Regions from separate parts of the Mus musculus genome. Here region 2 is linked to region 1. The links are chromatin loops, found by intact Hi-C in ENCODE. Cell type or tissue: left cerebral cortex. All regions are shown on one strand. Links, peaks and the distances in the headings refer to the core of each region. The heading gives the core; the rest is flanking DNA.

What was found. Peaks named below come from ENCODE experiments on the same cell type or tissue, not always from the same donor. Only the 100,000 strongest peaks of a DNase experiment are listed, where the experiment ranks them.
Region 2: a loop joins it to region 1, with 3 times the contacts of the local background. A loop is called at or near these places in 2 of 42 quality-filtered maps.

What each region holds. Positions count from the first base shown.
Region 1 is chr12:78,825,804-78,834,717 of GRCm38, forward strand. Mpp5 (membrane protein, palmitoylated 5 (MAGUK p55 subfamily member 5)) reads left to right here. Exons shown (of 15, transcript NM_019579.3): 10 at 54-125; 11 at 458-529; 12 at 3,850-4,017; 13 at 5,050-5,252; 14 at 6,562-6,672. Among named protein-coding and RNA genes, the nearest start is that of Atp6v1d, 31 kb to the right of the region's middle. In left cerebral cortex, for the core only: no CTCF peak of the experiment used is centred there; a DNase peak (open chromatin) is centred at 4,009.
Region 2 is chr12:78,051,834-78,060,747 of GRCm38, forward strand. No RefSeq gene overlaps it. Among named protein-coding and RNA genes, the nearest start is that of Gm6657, 140 kb to the right of the region's middle. In left cerebral cortex, for the core only: CTCF peaks have their summits at 4,330 (motif pointing right) and 4,543; DNase peaks (open chromatin) are centred at 3,704 and 4,328; H3K4me3 peaks cover 255 bases.

The sequences.
Region 1 (8,914 bases), core at 316-8,315:
TTCTCTTTGATTAAAAATGTTTATCCTTCTGTTTGTTCTTTTTGTGTTATTAGGCAAAAGCTTTCAGCAGCAAAGGGAAGCCATGAAGCAAACTATAGAAGAAGATAAGGAGCCAGAGAAATCAGGTTAGACACTTATATTTGCTATTGCACTTACATTTGGTATTAGTAAAAGCAAGAGTCTTTGGGTTTTCATCTGGAACCATGTTGAATTTACACATTGGAACTGTCAAGAAAGAAAGGTATAGGCCTTGAAGGAGTAATAGAAGAGGCTAAATTCATTATCTTTAGATGTAAGAAAAGATGAAAATATTACACATCTATCTACAATATAATTAATAGAAAATGATAAATTGAAAAAATAGTTGTCAACAGTATAATAAATCTTTAATCAATTTGAAATACCATTGTTTTAGTAATAGATATAGTGTTTATAACTATTTTTGATTGATCAATAGGAAAACTGTGGTGTGCAAAGAAGAATAAAAAGAAGAGGAAAAAGGTTTTATATAATGCCAATAAAAATGATGGTAAGTTCTAATCTCACAAATAGCAGTTGTATTTATGACATTTGTAATATTGTTTCCTGTAAAGTTTTTTTCTATTCAAGTTGTTTGCAAAATTATTACTTGCCTCTAACAATTTTTTTTTATTAATCATTTTATTTGTTTACATTTCAAATGTTATCCCTCTTCCCAGTCTCCCTTCCACAACCTTACCCCACTTCACCTCCCTCCCCTTTGCCTCTAAGAGGGCGCTCCCATTCCAGCCTCATCCCCTTCTCTGGGGCATCAAGCCAAGTGCCTCCCCGCCCACTGATGCCTGATGAGGCAGTCCTCTGCTACATATGTAGCAGGAGCCATGGACCAGTCCATGTATCCTCTTTGGTGGGTAGTTTAGTCCCTGGGAGCTCTGAGGGGCCTGGGTAGTTGATACTGTTGTTCTTCTTATGTGGTTGCCATCCCCTTCAGCTCCTTCAGCCCTTCCCCTATACTCTTTCATTGGGGTCCCTGGGCTCAGTCCATTGGGTGGCTGTATCTGCATCAGTCTTAGTTGCTGGCAGAGCCGCTTAGAGGACAGCCATACCAGGCTCCTGTCTGCAAGCACATCTTGGTATCAGCAGTAGTGTCAGGATTTGGTGTCTGCAAATGGAATGGATTGTACATTGGGCCGTCTCTGGATGGCCTTTTCTTCAGCCTCTGCTCCATTTTTGTTCCTGCATTTCCTTTAGACAGGGACAATTCTGGGTTAAATTTTTAATGGGTAGGTGGCCCCATCCAACTACTGGAGGTTCCTTCAGGTTCTGTCTCCCTGCTGTTGGGTATTTCAGCTAACAATTTTTACACACACACAAATGTGTTTGAGGTAAAATGAATAATTTGTAAATATAGTATCTTAAGTCAGAGAAGCAGGTCATTCTACAAAACATATTATTTACTGGCTGAGACAGGCACACAGGAATATTTATTTTATATTGACAGATTGCTAAGATTAAAAAGTTTTAAAGTCTTAACATCTCTGGGCTTATGTTCTTGGGACAGCAGTGTGCTGCACCTGGCTGACAGCTGTTGCCCTGATTGATTCACTTACAATCTAGTTGGGTATCAGCACCACTTACCGCTTTTTAAATTCAGTCATATTTTCTGGGTGCATTACCTTCTTGATTGATCTTCATTGCATTTGAATTTCTTAGCTCTGCTTTGGTACACATTAGAAAGGTCAGGTTAAAGTCAGAAGTACTACTGTTTAAAAGTCTGCAAGGCATATTTCTTAGGAATGTGAAGCATTTATGTGTAAAAATTAGTCCTGGTTCTTCCTCATGCTCCCAGAAATAAAACTCAGACTCAAAATATATTTACCAATATCTTGGCCATATAACTAGGCTCTTCTTTGACTAGGTCATGATTTAAAATAACCCATTTATTCTAATCTCCATTCTGCCACATGGCTAGTTACCTGTGCTTAGGTAGCACATATCTGTCTTGTCACATCTTCCTGAGTGAATCTCCTATACCTGGCACTTTCCCAGAATTCTCTCTGCCTCCTGGATGTCCTGACCTTCCTGCCTAAGCCACAGGCTTTTTAAGTAACAGGTGATGCATTCATAAAATAGACAAGATATTCTCTCTGCATTTATATGCAGCATAAATTAAACTAATAAAGAAAATTTTATTACTAGATATTCTTTTTGTTTGTTTTTTAAGATGGGGTTTTTCTATGTAGCTCCATATGTATACTAGATATTCTATACACTATTGAATCTAAATTGAATCAGCTTTAATAATTGCTTTCTAAGGCAAGCATTCTTTATGCCTGGCATGTTATGTAACTAAGAAGATCAGTTAGTTTTTTTTTTGTTTTTTTTTTTTTTTCTTTTTTTTTTTTTTTTATTAGGTATTTAGCTCATTTACATTTCCAATGCTATACCAAAAGTCCCCCTTACCCACCCACCCCCACTCCCCTACCCACCCACTCCCCCCCTTTGGCCCTGGCGTTCCCCTGTACCGGGGCACACAAAGTCTGCGTGTCCAATGGGCCTCTCTTTCCAGTGATGGCCGACTAGGCCATCTTTTGATACATATGCAGCTAGAGTCAAGAGCTCAGGGGTACTGGTTAGTTCATAATGTTGTTCCACCTATAGGGTTGAAGATCCCTTTAGCTCCTTGGGTACAAGATCAGTTAGTTTTTAATCTTACTAGCTAAAGCTGTGATTAATATCGTTATTTGCTAGTACAATGCAGAACTAAGTCTGGAGATGAGCCCTGTTTTCCTTGTTTTCTTTCTGTCTCCACTCCCAATCTCTCTGTGTGCTGAGAAATGAATCCAGGGCTTCATGCATGAGAGGCAAGTGTTGCACTACTGAGCCACAACCTAGCACCTCTTGCTTCATTTCTTGAAACAAACTCAAATTGATGAAGCCAACTCTGAAAGCTCCTATACTGTAGAATACTTGCCAGAGCTGAATGGGATGAGTAAGTGAGGAAATCAGAATGCTACCAGTGTGACCGTGCATGTTTGAAAACGCTCAGAAGAAAGAACGTGACTTTGAGAAAGGAAGCAATTGTCTATGTTGCTTAAAGTACCAGCTGTGCCCCATGGCAATGTGTGCTCTCACCTCACAGTAATTTTCTTGAAGTTGCAGACTAATAGATTCAAAATAGATATTCAAGTATCTGCTTAAATTGTTATAGGTAATCGAACAGTTGAGTTAAAATGTAAACAAATACAGCCTGAGCTCCTACTCTAGGCTGGGCACTAGCAAGACTAAAAGGTTACCCTCCGTCATGGAACTGACTGGTGCCTCTTCCTAGGACATGCCAGACTACCAATTGCTTGCGCTTGCTCAGATTGGATGGCTTTGGCTTCATCTGTATCTTGGGCTTTAGTTACTTTTGTTACTCTACTCCTTGGATTAAAGGGTGGATATCACAAGTGTGACTTATTTTTAAGTTACGGAAATCCAGCCAAGCGCTCTAGCATGCTCACGTATACTACTTGTAACCACTGTGTGCACATCCATACTTGCTTTCCATTATATCTGATCCTAAAAATAACTCTTTTAGCTGGGGTCTTTATGAAAATGAAGTCTCTGGCAGTCTCCTGTGTTACAGTATTCTCTGCAAACTAATTATTTTTAAATTAGGCATAATGGCTTAAATACCTGTAATCCCAGTACTTGGGAGCTGAGACAGGAGGATCACTACAAGTTAGAGGCTGGCCTGGCTACAGAGCAAGCTCCTACCTCAAAAATACACAATACCAGCAAAACTTCACTATTTTATGTAAAAGTACATCTTCATGACATGACATTAATTGTATCTGAAAGTCTTAACTCTTTCTTTTTCCAAAGATTATGACAATGAAGAGATCTTAACGTATGAGGAAATGTCACTTTATCACCAGCCAGCAAATAGGAAAAGACCTATCATCTTGATCGGTCCACAGAACTGTGGCCAGAATGAACTGCGCCAGAGACTAATGAATAAGGAAAAAGACCGCTTTGCATCTGCCGTTCCTCGTAAGTTTGGATACACTCCCATTTTCCTGTGCTTTTCTCAGAATCTTAACTACACAGGAAAATGTTCATTTTATTCAGTGTCGACAAAAGGAAATTTGTTTAGCCAAACTTGTTGGCAAATTTTTATTAAAGGCAGTTCTTGAGGAATTTACATTTTTCCTAAGTATATGGCACTAAGGGATTTTCTAAGTAAATTATATTTTGGCTCCTTTCCCTATTACAAAGGAAAAACAATTCCTGATTTTTTTAAAACTGATATTGAAGATAGAAATTTAGAACTAATTTCTGGAAAGAGCTTTAAGATTACATGTTAAGTTTACCTACTCTAACAGAAATAACTTTTAAGGAACGATGACTTGGCAGGGTTTTACCGTATAAACAAACTGGATCAAGGTAACTACAGTTAACTATTAAAACACTATAGATGGGCTGGCGAGATGGCTCAGCAGTTAAGAGCACTGACTGCCCTTCCAGAGGTCCTGAGTTCAATTCCCAGCAACCACATGGTGGCTCACAACCATCTGTAATGGGATCCGATGCCTTCTTCTGGTGTGTCTGAAGACAGTGTACAGTGTACTCATATAAATAAAAATAAATAAATCTTAAAAAAAAAAACCACCATAGACATTTTTTTCATGATTTCATAAGAACAGTAGTAAACACACAGGCCCTTAACATTTCCTCAATTCATTATTTCATAATTTGTGTTATAAAATAAAAAATCTTACTGGGTTGATTATCCCTCTTCTCCACACTGATCTATGTTTATTATTATTATTATTATTATTATATTTATTACTAAGGATTTATTTTATTTTTATTAATATGTGTGTTGGGGAGCATTTTAGTGCACTTGCCTGTGAAGATCGTTCCACATACCCTGGAGCTGGAGTTACAGGCAGGTGTAGGCTCCCTGCTGTGAGTGGTAGGACCTGAACTCAGATCTTCTAGAAAGACCAGTACATGATCTTAACCACTGATCATCCCTCCCACCCACTGTGTTTATTATTTTATCTGAATTTGTCTGCTTAGATACAACTCGGAATAGGCGAGACCATGAAGTAGCTGGGAGAGATTACCACTTTGTTTCTCGGCAAGCATTTGAAGCAGACATAGCAGCTGGCAAGTTCATTGAACATGGTGAATTTGAGAAAAATCTGTATGGAACCAGCATAGACTCTGTACGACAAGTAATCAACTCTGGCAAGATATGTCTCTTAAGTCTTCGCACACAGGTACACCTAGAATTGTGTTGTAGGGTGTTCAACTTGGAGGGCATATTTCGTAAAGTAATCCAGTGAAAACTGTTTGCCTTAAGCATGACACAGATTACTTAAGTCCTCGTGTGATTTTCTACTCACTTTTAAACTCAAATGTGTAGCTGAATCTCTCACTTTCAACATGAATATATTTTAGGGACTTAAAATACAGTTAACTCCTGTACTGACCGTACTTAAAAAGGCTTCAGAAAATACTGTTTCTGATCTGAGAAAAATTAGAGAATTTGAAAGGTGTTCTTCGGTTTGAAAGGCCATTGTTTGAAGGGCTCACAAGTGTCACAGTGAAGGCTCAGTGTTGTCTGAGTAATAGAACTTGGATTCACCTCTTTGACGGAGTAAGCCAGACAAAATTACTAACCAATAGAGTCCTATTTTAAAAGATGCTTGATGAGATTTGAGGTTTGAAAAATGACATTTGCTGTGGAAACCTTTTGCTTTTTATAAACAATTCATCTTTAACATAGAACTTTGATGAATGTGCTGGGTCTGTTGCTGATGGCAATTCAAACCACAAAATCAAGGATGCATTGAGTCAATGTACACAGACAGAAATGGACTCTAAAATGGCTTGCTAAAATAGCAATTCTTCTTTTTGTTTGTTTGTTTGCTTTGTTTGGCTTGGGGTTTCTAGAGAGCAGAGGCAGAGGTTTGTGCTATTTCAACCATTAACATTTAATGTAAGGAAACTTTTATTTCTTTCAGAATTCTTTCTTTAGATTAACAAATATTACCACAAGGCTTCAAGTAGTTTAGCATGTTAATGTTTCTTCATTTAGGAAAGGGCATGTATATAATGGGTTGTTGGAGCACTTCAGTTTGAGAATGCACATTAGTAATGCAGAGACAGGACAGTGTGAGTCCATAGCTCTTAATGCATACAGTCTGTGTTCTCGTGGATATGTTTGGCTTCTATATGGGAAGTTTTTCTCTCTGGTTTTGCTTTTTATTATCTTCACCTAGAAAGGCAACTGCCTGGATTCTAATTCCTCAAAAATGACTTGTACTGTGATTTTATAATGCATGTGATTTATTATCACACAGTTGTAATCCTTCAGAGTCTTTTACCTGTATTTCAGCACTAGAACACTAGGCTAATGTAATATATGTGAATTTATATTTAAATACATTTACAGTGAATGAAGATACTATGAATTATTTATGATGAAATGCTTGGAAATATTTATAGACACCTTAGCAATCTATGTTATTGAGAAGTAGTTCAATGATAGCAATAATTTCAACAACCTAAATATCCTTGTTACAGTCCTTGAAGACCCTCCGGAATTCAGATTTGAAACCATATATCATCTTCATTGCACCACCTTCACAAGAGAGACTTCGGGCGTTGTTAGCCAAGGAAGGCAAGAACCCAAAGGTAAACTTGTCACAGTGCTGGGTCGTCACTTTTATCAAGCAAGACTCCACCCTCACCTCAGCTGCTGGAGCTTCAAAGCTCTTACAGCATCAGCTGTCAAGCTGATGATTCTTTCTGTCACTTGTCCCCAAACTGCCACAGCTACAGCTGGCTGAACCATGGCAGCTTTCCCTATTACAGAGCTGCTCCCGTCTTCCCCAAACACCTCTTACTGCTAACCTCAGATCTATGAGTCCCTCCTGAACGCCTTAAAACCCCTTTAATCTCCATACACACCTGACAGGACTGCCTCCTCCCTACTCCAAAGGTCTCAGCAAACTTTTCTCGTTAGCTGATCACATTTGCAGAGTTCCAGAATTGAGTGCTTCTTTTCCACACAAACCTTGTTTTCTCTTCTCTTTGTTTTCCCACATGATCTGGAACAGAAATGGGGGTGGGGCGGAGTGTTTAAATTATTTTAGATATTTACTGGATGTGTTGATGGAGACCATGTTATACATATGGGTTTCATCTGCATTTTCCTGAAAATAATGAAAATCTTTTCATGTGAGCATTTGAGCATATTCCTCTGTGCAGGCCTCAAGCCCTGTTATTTTAAAGTTAGATGCTTATATATTTTTTCATTGTGTGTATGTATGTGTACATTTGTGTAGGTAGGTGCATGTGTGCCATGATGTGAATGTCAAGGTCGGAGGTCAACTTTTAAGCATTGGTTCTCCTTCCATCTTTACGTGGGTCCCAGGAATTGAATTAGATCAGAAGGCTTGCAGAGCAAGCACTTCTACCCACTGAGCTGTTTGGTAGCCCCTTGATACATGTGTATATTGCAGTTACTTTCTCCAGATCTCAGTTTGCTTTTTGTTTTGGTTTTTTTTTTCTTTGTTTTTAAGATATATAGCCTGAAGCTTGCTGTGTAGACCAGAGTGGCCTTGAACTCATAGAGATCCACCTCCTTACATCTCAGTGTTGGGCTTGAAGTCATACATAACCACTCCCAGCGGTCTTTTTTTTTTTTTAACTGCATCCTTTGGTAGTGAGAAATAAGTTTTTGTTTGGTTTGCTTTAGTTTGGATGTAAGGCAGGATCTTGCTATGTAGCTCAGGATGATAGAAAACTGTCAATCCTCCTGCCTTTCCCTGACTCCCAAGTGCTGGGCATATACCCATGTGCCATAAAACCCTGCCAGAGAAATGTTTAATTTTAATGAAGTTAACTTTTTCACTTGCTTATGGCTAATGAACTTTATACATGTCTAAAAAATTATAAAGTCATTATCCTGTGCTTTCTTAAATATTGTATTTTATTGTATTGTGCTTGTGTATTTTGGTTAAATTATTCATAGTCTTAGTGTGATGTGAAAGGAAGTTTTGTTTTTGAAATAATATGGTTACCAAATTGTTCCAACAATCTTTGTTGAAAAGTCTGACTTTTTTGTTGGCACAGTACATACAGTTTGTATGATGGTTGGGGTATACGTGTGCCATAGCACACATGTCAAAGTCTCATTTACTGCTGAGTCACTTACTGTGTTGGCACTTTTATTTCTGGATTCTATTTAGCACTTAGACTGATTCCATACTGTTTTGATTTCTGTAACTTTATTACATCTTGAAAAACAGTCAATAAATAAGAATGAAGTGCCAATGCTTAATACAACAAGGGGCAAACCTAAAAATACTAGATGCTATTTGAAAAACCTCAGACTCAATAGACCACAAGTTGTATGATTCCATACATTTAGGATGTCCAGGACAGACAGATCTGAATACATGACATAAATTGCTTAGTAATTCTTTTTTTTTTAATTTAAATTTTTTTTTAAGATTTATTTATTCATTATATGTAAGTACACTGTAGCTGTCTTCAGACACTCCAGAAGAGGGAGTCAGATCTCGTTACGGATGGTTGTGAGCCACCATGTGGTTGCTGGGATTTGAACTCTGGACCTTTGGAAGAGCAGTCGGGTGCTCTTACCCACTGAGCCATCTCACCAGCCCTTAGTAATTCTTTAGGAGTGGGAAAACAAGGTTAATGGCTACTACATTATAAATATTTTTAGGTGGTGTCTCATTTTATTGCTATGACGATTCACCATAACTAAGGCCATGTTTAATTGGGAGCTTGCTTTCAGTTTCAGAGACTGAGTCCATGACCACTGTGGTGGGGAGCATGGCAAACAGGTATGGTGTGGGAGAAGTAACTGAGAGCTTATATTTGAGGCAGACAGAGATAAGGCCTGGTG
Region 2 (8,914 bases), core at 289-8,288, 770 kb before region 1:
CCACTTTCTCCTCTATAAGTTTCAGTGTCTCTGGTTTTAGGTGAAGTTCTTTGATCCACTTAGATTTGACCTTAGTACAAGGAGATAAGTATGGATCGATTCGCATTCTTCTACATGATAACAACCAGTTGTGCCAGCACCAATTGTTGAAAATGCTGTCTTTCTTCCACTGGATGGTTTTAGCTCCCTTGTCGAAGATCAAGTGACCATAAGTGTGTGGGTTCATTTCTGGGTCTTCAATTCTATTCCATTGGTCTACTTGTCTGTTTCTATACCAGTACCATGCAGTTTTTATCACAATTGCTCTGTAGTAAAGCTTTAGGTCAGGCATGGTGATTCCACCAGAGGTTCTTTTATCCTTGAGAAGACTTTTTGCTATCCTAGGTTTTTTGTTATTCCAGATGAATTTGCAAATTGCTCCTTCTAATTCGTTGAAGAATTGAGTTGGAATTTTGATGGGGATTGCATTGAATCTGTAGATTGCTTTTGGCAAGATAGCCATTTTTACAATGTTGATCCTGCCAATCCATGAGCATGGGAGATCTTTCCATCTTCTGAGATCTTCTTTAATTTCTTTCTTCAGAGACTTGAAGTTTTTATCATACAGATCTTTCACTTTCTTAGTTAGAGTCACGCGAGATATTTTATATTATTTGTGACTATTGAGAAGGGTGTTGTTTCCCTAATTTCTTTCTCAGCCTGTTTATTCTTTGTATAGAGAAAGGCCATTGACTTGTTTGAGTTAATTTTATATCCAGCTACTTCACCGAAGCTGCTTATCAGGTTTAGGAGTTCTCTGGTAGAATTTTTAGGGTCACTTATATATACTATCATATCATCTGCAAAAAGTGATATTTTGACTTCCTCTTTTCCAATTTGTATCCCCTTGATCTCCTTTTGTTGTCGAATTGCTCTGGCTAATACTTCAAGTACTATGTTGAAAAGGTAGGGAGAAAGTGGGCAGCCTTGTCTAGTCCCTGATTTTAGTGGGATTGCTTCCAGCTTCTCTCCATTTACTTTGATGTTGGCTACTGGTTTGCTGTAGATTGCTTTTATCATGTTTAGGTATGGGCCTTGAATTCCTGATCTTTCCAAAACTTTTATCATGAATGGGTGTTGGATCTTGTCAAATGCTTTTTCTGCATCTAACGAGATGATCATGTGGTTTTTGTCTTTGAGTTTGTTTATATAATGGATTACATTGATGGATTTTCGTATATTAAACCATCCCTGCATTCCTGGAATAAAACCTACTTGGTCAGGATGGATAATTGCTTTAATATGTTCTTGGATTCGGTTAGCAAGAATTTCATTGAGGATTTTTGCATCGATATTCATAAGAGAAATTGGTCTGAAGTTCTCTATCTTTGTTGAGTCTTTCTGTGGTTTAGGTATCAGAGTAATTGTGGCTTCATAAAATGAGTTGGGTAGAGTACCTTCTACTTCTATTTTGTGAAATAGTTTGTGCAGAACTGGAATTAGATCTTCTTTGAAGGTCTGATAGAACTCTGCACTAAACCCGTCTGGTCCTGGGCTTTTTTTTGGCTGGGAGACTATTAATAACTGCTTCTATTTCTTTAGGTGATATGGGACTGTTTAGATGGTCAACTTGATCCTGACTCAACTTTGGTACCTGGTATCTGTCCAGAAATTTGTCCATTTCGTCCAGGTTTTCCAGTTTTGTTGAGTATAGCCTTTTGTAGACGGATCTGATGGTGTTTTGGATTTCTTCAGGATCTGTTGTTATGTCTCCCTTTTCATTTCTGATTTTGTTAATTAGGATTTTTTCCCTGTGCCCTTTAGTAAGTCTAGCTAAGGGTTTATCTTTCTTGTTGATTTTCTCAAAGAACCAACTCCTCATTTGGTTAATTCTTTGAATAGTTCTTCTTGTTTCCACTTGGTTGATTTCACCCCTGAGTTTGATTATTTCCTGCCGTCTACTCCTCTTGGGTGAATTTGCTTCCTTCTTTTCTAGAGCTTTTAGATGTGTTGTCAAGCTGCTAGTATGTGCTCAGGGTATGGCTTTTTTGGAGAAGGTGTGTCACTGGGGTTGGGCTTTGAGGTTTCAAAAACCCATGTCATTCCAAGTAGCTCTCTTTCTACCTCCAACTTTCAGATCAGGATGTAAGCTCTTAGATACCAACACTGTGCCGGCTTGCCTGCTGTCTTGCTCCTCGCAATGATGATCATGGATTCTAACTCTTGGGAACTGTGAGCCTCATTATAAGTTGCCTTGGCCATCGTGTCTCTTGACAACAATATAAAAGTAACTGGATCAAGCGCTGTGAATACGGTTTTTCCCCCATCAAAATAGTTGATAGAAATCACAATCCCTGGCACTATCTTTTGTTGTTTCTTGGGAAGGTACCCAATCTGCATCCATTAGCACACTCACTACAGATACCTGAGTATCTATATGTAGCCCTCAGACTTTCTTCTGTCCTGCATTCCAAGTCTTGCTGGCCTCTTCATGAGTTAATAAGTCACAAAACCTCTTGGTATGCCTCTTTTCTATTTGTGTAAGAGTCTCATTTTTACCTTTTGGAGAAATATGCTTTAGCAACAAACACCACAACCTAGGAGAAGACCATTAGAACAACCTGAAGGACAGGCTTATCTAATGGTAAGATCTCTTCTTACAAAGTGGATGATCCAAAAGTTGTTGGTGAAATGAGGCAAGAAATGGGAGTGTGTGAGCAAGGTAAGATTGGGGTTCAGGGAAAGATGAGTAGTAGTTAGTAAATCTAAGGAGAATTAATGGTTATCATTTTTAACTAAGGAATTATGTTCAACACATGGCCCTCCACATGGTTCTGCATTACTCATTCCTCCTCCCAGATGAGAGACCTAGCCAACTCATCAACTCACAGTCCAGTGTGTCTTCTTATGTCCTTCTCTGGGGACCAGAAAGTCTACTCAGATGACAGTTACATAACCAAGGGAGCTACTCAAGTATTCTTTAAAGAATAAGCAATGTCTCCCTCCAAGGTGATTTCTGTCCTTAACTAGACCACAAAGCAGATGCCACTAAAAGAAGAAAGAGGGATCCCAAACTGAATGTTGTGCACCCCTTCTGATAGAGCACACACACACACCTGCTGTGCTAGCATCTTTGGAGGCTGCCCCACTCTACCAATCCAGATTCCAGATGGAAAACTGAAGTCTGCAGCTGTCTCTGAAAACATGTGAAGTACTTAGCCTCCTCAAGCTTCTCTTCTCCCAAAAGCTGTCTCAGGAAGCCTTACTCCCTGTCCTCTCCACTCCGACCCCCAGACAGACCAAGCCCAGAAGAACCATGACCTTTGCCTTGATTTCCCAACCCTGAACACACTGAGGGGAGAAGCAGCATGGGAGTGGGGGTGTCTTAGTTAGGATTTTTCTGCTGTGAGCAGACACCATGACCAGGGAAAGTCGTATAAAAGACAATATTTAATTGGGGCTGGCTTACAGGTTCAGAGGTTGAGTCCATTATCATAAAGGTGGGACCATGGATGGCAACTTCTAGGCAGGCAGGCAGGCAGGCACAGTGCAGGCAAAGCTGAGAGTTCTACATCTTCATCTGAAGGCTGCTAGTGGAAGACTCACTTCCAGGCAGCTAGGGTGAGGAATTTTTAGCCTACACCCACAGTGATACACCTACTCCAACAGGGTCACACCTTCTAACCATGCCACTCACTGGCTCAAGCATATACAAACCATCACAGGGGGGAAGCCATCTCGTTCAGACCAGTACTCCTTAAGAAGGCATCTCTGCAAATGTTCTCCAACCTTCAACAGCACAAGACAGATGGCATCCTTTAAAGACGCTTTTATGTCTTTCTCATTAGTCTAGGTCAGAGGAAAACTCCCCAACCAGCAGCAGGTATCATGAATTCTGATATCTGAGCATCCAATGTTTGTATGTGCCTCAGGAGTTGGTTGCTTCACTGTGCCTCCCAATATGATTGCTACAGGTACCTGGAAAAGGTGGTTTGGCTTACAAGCCCAAAGCTTTCCTGCTCAGCAGAGGTCTTCTTCAGGAAAGTACTCATGTGTCTAAAACTGGAGGAGGTTGTAGCCATTCCAAGTGGTGCAGTTTTTCAGCGTCAGAAGGGCTAGAGGGGGTGCTACCATAGAACACCATCCTGGCAGCCACTGGGATGTAACCTTAGAGTGATAGGGCACAGATATCCTGGCGTTTCTCAGTTACAGAGTTCTTGATACCCCTCAAAGAATAAGCACGCCCCAAATTCAGATGCATGGGGGTTCGGGGCAGTCGGGAGTGAGTGCCAGGCATACCTAATTCCAACAGCCGCTATGGTCCGAGAAAGGTACAAAGTGCCAGTGTAATTCAAGAATGTCGCCGCAAGATGGCAGGCTTTAACCTCTAATCCCAAAGCTCCAGCACTCTGTTTCCTGCAGGGCTGGGGGGCACGGGAGGTGGGGGGTACCAAGGTGATGAGCTGTATGTAGGCAGAGGCATCTCTTCATTTATTAATATTCCCAGATGCAGCTTGAGGAGATTTCATGTCACTTTAGGGAACTGATTTGTTTTGGCATCCATTTTCTTTAAGAAGAATAATTTCCTAATCATTTGTCAGATAAGGCACTTTTAAATTTTAGTTCCTCCCCTCACGGGGGGGGGGGGGCGGGGAGGGAGTCTGCCTGAAAGATTCGAGATAGAAAGGTTATATATTTGGCCAGAATATGTATCTATGTGTTCACAACATAACGATGCTGTTTTCCAGGGGTCCCAGGGAATAAACAACTTACCTTCTGGTAAAACAAACATTGATGGGCCTTATAGGAACACAACGAAGCCAGAGGGCTAAAGTTATATTAACAGTGACTCTAAATGCTGCTTCAAGTCTCAACTATAATTATAATTTTCACCATCAACTCCACTGGCTCTTTCTTCTAATGATTTCACCACCAACTTTAAAAAAAAAAAGAAGTGATACAGGAATTTGTGTCTCAAGGTATTCAAGGTTATCATCTTCTAAAAGCAGAAAACGGGTAATCTGCTCCAATTGCTTAGAAAGATGATTGCTTGCTTGTGTGTGTAGAGACTCTGTGAGGGTGGGAGGCAGGAACCCCCACAGAGGGGACAGACAATCTGACACTGGGTACTGTGGCTACCTAAATAATCTGAGTTCTGGACAAAACAGGGAATTAATTTGATTGCATCTGGATGAAGTCGGTTTCATACCAATAAGAACCAGATAAGGGACTAGAGAGAGTTAACTGGGAGCATCTTAACTCAAATTAAGGTATAATTTCCTTAGGGTTTTCAAAATAACAATAGCTTGCAGAAGGTAGTTAGCACTCATACTGGGAGAAGACTTGGCCCATCCTGTTAATAAAGACTTGCTCCTGGGTCCAACCACAAGAGCCAGTAATTAGATTCCACTACTCTGTGTCCCAAGCAGCTTGCTAGGTGACCATTAGCCTCTTCCCCAGAGGTGGAAGTGGTGATCCAGGGATGTCACACAGGTCAGGACTCATGAAGACAAGAGCAATTAACCTCCCTCCAAGTGTGTGTCTGGCTGGGAGGGGAAGCAGAGACAGGACTGTGCACGGTACATTAAAAAGCATTTATGAAGGGGTAGGTCAGAAGAGCTCAGGGAAAGAACCATGTAATGAGTGATGGTTATTAATGACCATTATTATCCTTGTCCTGACCCAAGGACTATTCCTTCAAGATTGTTTACTTAGTATGCAGAAGTGAAGCTCCGACACAAGGGGCTCCGGGACTCTATTAATCCACTGGTGATACACACAGAGAAAATAGCTCCATAAAGTGAAATTCTCTCCTAAAAATTAATATATACAAATGAAAATTTTAGAGCCCTCGTGGTCTACCAGAAGAGAAATGGATCGATCCTCCGTGCAGTGAATCCCATAATGGAGGGCGTCAGGGCAGTTTAACATGAAAAGGATATTGATCTCTCTTGTTACTTGATTCAACTTGATTCCTTCTGGATTGCCAGAGGCCTCTGTGACAGCGTAGACTTTGGTCTGGAGGGCAATCAAGAGCCATACTTTCTGGTCTTCTATTTATTCATTAAAGTTTGACAATATTTCTACAGGGGAAAATAAGGAGAATTCAGAGAAAGTCTTCATGTATGCCAGGTCCTTTTCAGACTAAGAAATGTGTGAACAGGCTGCTTCAGAGGTGCTGGGAAAGAAGATAGACAGGCAGGCCATCACAGCATGATGGTGATGTTTGTTGAGGTTTGGTTTATAGTTTTACTTATTAAACTGTAAGAATTCATTAATACAACTCTATTAATATTTTAGACAGTACTTCCCAAAAAGAGAATTTAAGAAAAAACAAAGTCCCCTTTTTATCAGTTCATACCACCTAAATTATCTGTCTTCTGTGGATGGCACTGCTAATGCATGATATGTGCCTGAGATTTTCTGTGGTCTTTGCATCTACACACACACACACACACACACACACACACACATGCACACACACACAGTTACACACACACACACACGTACACATGCACACACACATACATACACAGGTACACGTGGACACACACACAGTTACACACACACACATGCATGTGCATGCACACACACATACATACACAGGTACATGTGGACACACACACATGAGCACACAAAGTGAAAGTCAGGAACAGAGATTCTGTAAAAACAGAATGAGACCATGTCAGCTTTCCCTTACTATAACAAAATACCTGAGACAATCAAGGTGAAAGGAGGAAGATCTCTTGGACTCATTGTAGAGGTTTCTACTCATAATCACTTGGCCCTGTCACTTTGGGCCTATGGCAGACATATATGGTGATCAAAGCTTTATACAGCATGGTGGCTGGGAGGTACAGAGAAGGGCATGAGGTATCCACGGCCTCAGTAGCCCCTTCACTGACCCATCCCAGAAAACCCAACTTCCTTCTACTTCTACCTGACTCTACCACCCAACAGTCCCAACCACTTCCCAGGAATGCAATAAGAAGTTGGTAACCAAGCCATTAGCATGTGAGCCTTTCCCACACATTTACAGCCCAAACTATAATGAAACCGTTCATGTTACAGAATTTAATATGCTTTGGGAATTGTTCAGTGAAAGTAAAACTCCTTTATTCTTTAATAAGTCATACCACTCCATGGTATGAAAACCTTTTCACTTGATGTTTTTCTTTTGTCTTAAGGGTCTCACTATGTAGCCCTGGCTGTCCTAGAACTCTCTCTCTCTGTAGACCAGGCTGGCCTCAAACTCACAGAGATCCATTAACCTCTACCTTCCAAGTGCTGGGATTAAAGGTGCATGCCACCACTGTCCAGAAAGCCTCATGTTTAAAACGAGGTAAAACAGTTAAATCCATCAAGCTGACTGTATATGGAATAGACACTAGCAATACAGACAGAGTGTGTGGAGACAGACCAGCAGAGAGGAGTGTGACCAGACACCTCTGCCTGCAGATACAGTCTGTCGAGGGGAGAGGGAGAAGAGGAAAGCCCAAATGGGCTAAAGGCTTATTTAAAAAAAAATAAAAAAGACTGAGTTTAACTAAAGACTCCTAAATTTGTTCTGAACTGGCAAGGGTAAGCTTATTTATCACCATGAGTAAAAAGAAAGAAAAAACCCTGAGTGTTAGTTACTCGAGCTCCGTTTCCCATTATACAACTTAAATGTTACTATCTCAGAGTGCTGGGGGCTAGGAGCTATCGATGAAGACACCAAAAAAGTTGGTTTTAAGTTGCAGAGAGAGAGAGAGAGAGAGGCTTTCAGACTCCCTCTCTAGCTCCTTGTAGTTCAACGGCAATCCTCCACATTATTTGGCTTATCAATATTTGGTTTACAGAACCATTACTCTCCTCTGTCTACATCTCGTGATTTCCCTGTGTGTATGGCCATGTCCAGACTCCCCCTTTTTATTAATCATATCGGGTTGGGGCTCACCCCAGTGAGCTCCTTTCAATTTAGTTATTTCTGTAGAAATTCTCTCCAAATAAGAACATGTTCTGAGATACAGGGTTTAGAATCCCAACATATCTCTGGCAGGAGGTAGAGGGGAGGGGGAACAGAAGATTTTAATACACAACAAATGTGAAGACTAAAGGGAAACACGGCTCTGCTTTTGCCCATTTAAATTGTCTACACTGAAATGTGTCCCTGCAATACAATTTCGCTTGCATCCACAAATAGAAAAATTAGGGGCTGGGGATGTGACTCGTCAGTAAAGTGCTTGCCACACAAGCCTGACACATGAGCTGGATTCCCAGCACCCACATAAAAGCCAGCCACTATGAAGGTGGAGGTGGGAGGATCCCTAGAGCTTGCTGGCCAGCCAGTCTAGCCTAATTAGCAAACTCTGGGCTCAGGGAGACTCTGTCTCAATAAGCGAAGTGGAGAGCAACTGAGGAGGAAGACACCCAGCATAAATCCCTGGCCTCCACGTGGGTGTGCGTGCATACATAAACACACAGGGAGAAAGGAGAGCAGGAGAAGAAACAGAAAAATTAATTGCAAAGTGTACATCTAAAAATACTTACATCAACAGAAGGGACAGAGCCCAAGAGAAGGCACAAGAATGAGAGACCTACTTGTTCTCTCATGCAGGAATCCCATAAAAACACTAAACTGAATGCCTGGATGCCGTAATGTAAGTTCAGAGGCGCTGGTGCAGCCCCGTGCAGCCCTGTGCAGCCCCATGCAGCCCCGTGCAGCCCCACGCACACTGCTCCAGCCTCTGTGACTTCATATGAACTTTCTCATGTTGATTATGGGGGTCTTGTTTCTTGGTTTCCTCCTTTCCCTCTGGCCCTCACACTCTTTCTGCCTCCTCTTCTGAGGAGTTTCCTGAGTTCTAAAGGGGGGGGGTAATAGAGATACCCCATTTTCTGTTGGTCTGTCTTGTTCAATTCCAAAGTGATTGTTTTTCTCTTATCTTATTAT